Regions from separate parts of the Homo sapiens genome. Here region 1 is linked to region 2. Evidence: chromatin contacts called from ENCODE Hi-C or POLR2A ChIA-PET data. All regions are on one chromosome and are shown on one strand. Each heading gives the region's core, a stretch centred on a gene start or an enhancer-like site at or near the end of the contact. The rest is flanking DNA. Distances are from core to core; before and after follow the strand shown.

Evidence for each region. A loop is a pair of places that touch in the nucleus more often than their neighbours do. ChIA-PET counts read pairs that join two places held with the same protein, here RNA polymerase II (POLR2A). Pooled maps may share reads with other maps.
Region 1: a map with no recorded cell type shows a loop between it and region 2 (7-fold over the local background). The contact joins two enhancer-like sites. A Hi-C loop is called at or near these places in 8 of 37 single-sample maps with no recorded cell type and 10 of 50 pooled maps. POLR2A ChIA-PET finds 5 or more read pairs at or near these places in 2 of 52 experiments (AG04450 and activated CD4-positive, alpha-beta T cell).

What each region holds. Positions count from the first base shown.
Region 1 is chr6:148,758,632-148,761,331 of GRCh38, reverse strand. All of the region lies in intron 1 of UST (uronyl 2-sulfotransferase), which reads right to left. LOC107986659 (a long non-coding RNA gene) reads left to right here. Exons shown (of 2, transcript XR_001744408.2): 1 at 1-500; 2 at 1,353-2,700. Among named protein-coding and RNA genes, the nearest start is that of UST, 13 kb to the right of the region's middle. RefSeq lists an enhancer at 1-614. Within about 2 kb of position 1,416, at least 10 of the 41 ENCODE cell types and tissues checked have a DNase peak (open chromatin) inside an H3K27ac peak, as active enhancers do.
Region 2 is chr6:148,636,507-148,639,206 of GRCh38, reverse strand. No RefSeq gene overlaps it. Among named protein-coding and RNA genes, the nearest start is that of UST, 110 kb to the left of the region's middle. Within about 2 kb of position 1,431, at least 3 of the 41 ENCODE cell types and tissues checked have a DNase peak (open chromatin) inside an H3K27ac peak, as active enhancers do.

The DNA.
Region 1 (2,700 bases), core at 167-2,666, 120 kb before region 2:
TGGCAGTGTGGTAGATGGAGGGAGGCGGAGCAGAAGGCAGGGTGCTGTTTGTTGTGATCTGCCCATGGCTTACTGGCTGTGTTCTGAGCAGAGAGGGCGTCTCAGGGGACCCATCAACCCACATCGACGTGGCTCCCAGAACTTGGCCGCACGTGCTTGGAGGAGCTGAAGCAGGGTTCCAGCCAGCCCGCTGGGGGCCTTGAAGTAAGGCTCTGTTGCACTCCTGCTAACACCCTCAGAAAAGCGGTGGGAGGAGCAGTCATTCTCAAATACCACAGCTTCGAAGAGGATCCCTTCTGACAGTAACATACCACTGCACAAAGCAGGCTCACTGAGGGAACTGGAAAACTGTTCAGTTCTGTGGCTTTTACGGGCCATGTAGACAGAGGAAGGGGGCTAAGATGTGTAAGGGAATCAAAACCATTTCATTTCTCTTTGTGCTTACTGGCCAGCCGTGTCTCCTCTTCTGTGACTGCTCCTGTACTCTGCCCATTTATCTCGTGAGTTGGTTTATCTTTTTCTCATTGATAAACTGAACTTTTAAAGACCTGCATATTAGTTCTATTTCCTGGGGAGATGTTTGTGGTTTTTTTTTGTTTTGTTTTGTTTTGTTTTGTTTTGTTTTGCTATGGTTATGGGGTGTTACTGTTGAGCTTTCACTTTAATATAGTTTTTTTTTTCTTTGTGGTTTTTACTTTCTGTGTCTTCAAATGACTTCTGATGAGAAAGTACTGGTAAACAGACCTATTTGTCTGGACAAGATTTATGTGTGTAGCAGAGCAGGGTAGACATAATAGTCATTTTAGTATCTTCAATTATTTGAAGACTATAAAGTCCAATAGACAAGCCTATATAGCTTCCAGAAGAACAGCAAAAAATGGATGGAGGCTAGAAAGGAGTAGCTCACCACACTGTGAAGAACCCTCTTACCCACTGGAGCTGCCCACAGTGAAATGGGATGGTCAGTAGCAGGCAACCGGGAGGAGGCTGTGCAAATCCTCATCAACAACACAGCTTTCACCTATCACATAGTGAGACTCTAAACTCTGGAAACCCATGTCTTACTCTGCTTCTTCTCTCTTAGGACTTCCTGGGGACATTCTGCTTCCCCTAATTTCTAGAGCAAGTTCTGGCGGAGGTGGAGGAAACGCACTGCTGATTTTAATTTTAGAAAAAATTTAACTATGATTAAGACTCAGAAAATGACAACGATGGCCTAAAATGTTTTTGTGTATTCTACTTGCCTTGGTCACTTGACTTCTGCAATTTTTAAAATAAGTGTTTGGGTCCAAAGAAAATAGCCTTATATTTGTTTCAGTTGCTACAATTATATGACCTCTTGTCTCTTTCAGCACATGATTTGAAGAACAGCAGAGATCTTAGAACGATCTACTTCAGTGATTCTCAAGAGAAAAGAAACACTCTCCCCTGGGAGTGCACAGAAAAATTACCTCAGGGACTTTTTTTTTTTTTTTTTTTTTTTTGAGACAGAGTCTCGCTCTGTCGCCCAGGCTGGAGTACAGTGGTGCGATCTTGTCTCACTGCAAGCTCCACCTCCCGGGTTCACACCATTCTCCTGCCTCAGCCTCCCGAGTAGCTGGGGCTACAAGCGCCCACCACCATGCCCGGCTAATTTTTTGTATTTTTAGTACAGACGGGGTTTCACCGTGTTAGCCAGGACGGTCTCGATCTCCTCACCTTGTGATCCGTCCGCCTCGGCCTCCCAGGGAGCTGGGATTACAGGCGTGAACCACCGCGTACGCCGCATTCTTTTATTTTTTTATTTTTATTTATTTATTTATTTTGGGATGGAGTCTCGCTCTGTCGCCCGGGCTGGAGTGCAGTGGTGCGATCTCGGCTCACTGCAAGCTCCGCCTCCTGGGTTCATGACATTCTCCTGCCTCAGCCTCCCTAGTAGCTGGGACTACAGGCGCCCGCGACCACGCCCGGCTAATTTTTTTGTATTTTTTAGTAGAGACGGGGTTTCACCATGTTAGCCAGGATGGTCTCGATCTCCTGACCTCGTGATCCACCCACCTCGGCCTCCCAAAGTGCTGGGATTACAGGCGTGAGCTCAGGGACTTTTTTAAAAGGACTTCCAATGCCATGCCCTTTCTCCCTCTCCTGGCCACTGAGATGTATTCCCATAGGGACAGTCAAGACCCTATGGAAACACTGCTATGGATGAGGGTCCTAAGGAACGGAAACAGCTGAGAATCATGGATCTAATGAAACTCCTTCATTGTAGAGATGAAGACACTGAAGCCTTGGAGGCTCACATGACTTAACACCGACAACTGACTTATTGTCGGGTCACCCTGCACACCCAGGCCTAGTGCCCCCTCCATCCAGCCGCATGGCTCTGCCTGACGGTTCTGTTTATCCAATGGGAAGGCATTCATGTCAAACAGCCTTTGTGTTAAAGCAGGAAGCTCTGTGCTGGATGACAAGGTCAGGGTTTTTAAGGTCCCCAAACAAAATACAACTTTCTACGAAATAATGTAAAATCAGCATTTGCCTTCAACTGCTCAAGGAACTGGGTGATTGGCCATGCCAGATGGTATGGCTCTCACTTGCCGCAACACCTACTGGAGGCTAACAGAGCAAGGCAACACAGAGAGGCTGAGCTTGGGAAACAAGCAAGTGAAGACACAAGATCTGCTTCTGCGGTTCACTGCTCTTGCTCTGACTGTCAATGAG
Region 2 (2,700 bases), core at 182-2,681:
CTTCTATACATTGTACTTTTGATGTTTTACCTAAAAATCCATCACCAAATCCAAGGTCCTCTAGATTTTATCCTGTTATCATCTAGAAGTTTTATAGCTTTTGCATTTAACATTTAGGTCTATGTTGGATTCAGTTGCTACCATTTCGTTGAGGATTTCTATATCTCAGTTTTTTTCCTTTCTTGTAATCATTTACCTGGCTTTGGCATATGGGTAATATTGGCCTTATAGAATGAGTTTCCTCTCTGCTTACATTATCCATCTAGCTGTTCTTGCAGGTTGTCTACTTTTTTGCATTAGAGACCTTCACATACTAGTTATATTTAAATTCCCTATTTGATATTTAAAAATCTATGTCATATCTGAGTCTGATTCTGATGCTTGCCTTTCCTTTTCAGATTGTTTTTTCTTACCTTCTATCATGACTTGTAATTTTTTAATGAAAGGCAGCTATAATGTACTGGGTAATAGGAACTGAGGTCACTAGGCTTTTAATGTGAGGTTCTATGTTAGCCTGGCTAGGAGCTGACCATGTTTAATGTTTGCTGTGGCTATGGGTGCCAGAGGCTTCCGTTTCCTCTAGTTCACTTGTTTATTTTGCTCCTCTGTTGTCTTTGGATTTCCTATGAACTCCTTAAACAGAGTCTGTGTCTTACAGTTCTCTCAGTTGTAATCCACTGTCATGTTATAATCCATAATAGAGTCCTGTGGATGTGGTGTTAAGATGCTGGGGCAGGGAAGTGTTCTATAATCTTATGATTAAATCTCAATATTTTAGTGGGCCCGAATCCCTGGGCTTGACCTTCAGAAGTCTTTCTTAACCATTTTTTCCATCTCCTTTGTGATACAAGAAAACTGGGAGGTGGAGGTGAAGATGGAGGCTAGGACTGTCTAATTGTCCTTTCCTCAGGTCAGATAAGGCTATAGTAAAGTTGTTTCAAAGAACTACTTTGGTGAACACTCTGTGTGTATTTCAAAATGGCTACCTTTAATAGGGGCATATTTCAAAAAGGTTACTTTCCCCTCCTTCCTAAAACAGGAAGGGATTTTTCTGTGATCAAAGAACATGGTGCAATTCCTGGAGGTAAAACCCACAAAAGTCAGGGGCTTCACTAAGATTGGAACCCAGGAGCTTTTAACTCTTAAGCTAGACCACACTCAGCCTCCTGGAATTTGTCAAAATTACCATTTAATATTTTCATTAGTTACTGACCACAGCAGCTTCTGCTCCTGGTAAACTGAACTTGGCTGTGATTTTGTTTGTCTTTCTAGTTTCGTGAAGGTAGCTTGCCTTGTGATCTCAATTCTCTGACAGATCTAAGAAAAGTCATTGATTTTCAGTTTGTTCAGCTTTTCTCTTATTGTGAGAATGGGAGTGATGACTCCCAAGCACTTTACACATTGAAACTGAAACAGGAAGTTGCGCGTGCTTGCTTTCTTTTCTTTTCTTTTCTTTTCTTTCTTTCTTTCTTTCTTTCTTTCTTTCTTTCTTTCTTTCTTTCTTTCTTTCTTCTTTCTCTCTTTCCTCTTCTCCCTTCTTTTCCTTTCTTATTCTTCCTTCTTTCTGAAGCAAATATAGCAAACTACTAACGTCTATTCAATCTCAATGATTCATATTCTTCTAAATTCAGGCAAGAGGCAATGGTAGTGGCATTCTTTGGAAGGCAATCTGTGTTCATTGAGAAGTGAATTTACATTCCAGTCTTACTTTACAACCACTGAGATAAAATGGGCTTCAATTTTTATAACAATATCTACTCAGCCTAATGAGCAAGAGAGCACACAGGCCTCCAGAGCTCATTACTGGTTTTTTGGAGCCTTAAAAAAGTATTTTAAGGCATTTTATTATCTAATACTGAAGTGTCTTTGATGGGAAGATAGTTCTTTGAAAGCCATTCCCTGTGTGTCCTATTCACCTGCCTTCCTTCCAGGAAGCAGTCAATAAGATTAATGAGAGTTTTCAATGAGTTAGACTTGGAGAAAAAGGCCCCCAGTTAACTAATCGTGTCTACTTAGTGTTCAAATTGAAGTACCCTATTAAACCAAAACACCCAGATTTTTAAGTTAAGATTTTTCTTATCACTATTAAGTCATTATTATGATAATAGTGACAATAACTAAGTACTTTGGCCTCTTCAGCATGTAATTCTAATAATGTTTAGTTTTATGTATAAATGGTTTAACCACACCTACTGCTAAAATTTTTATTTTATCTTATTCATAAGGAAAATTTATGCTTTATTAGCGATTTACATCCTGCTAGGATCCTGTAGACTAACTTTGCATTCACAATATTTGTTTTTTCTTCACATAGTACACCCCAGATAGTTTTCATAAGCTTAGATTTCCCTAAAAATAAGTTACCTTCCAGCTATAGCTGCTTCTGAATGTTAGATTTCTCTCCTTGCAGTGGCCAGATTTTGCCATATGCCCTTCTGCTGGAGGTGGGATAGGATTTGGCCCCCGTGTTAGTTTTCTAGAGCTTCCATAACAAAGTGCCACAGACTGACTGGCTTAAACAACAGACATTTATTTTCTCAAAATTCTGAAAGCTATGTGTCCAAGATGAAGGTGTCAGCAGGGTTGGTTTCTGCTGAGGCCTCTCTCCTTGGCTCGCAGATGACCATCTTCCCCCTGTGTCTTCACTTGGTCTTCTCTCTGTGTGTTTGTGTCCTAATCTCCTCTCCTTATAAGGATACC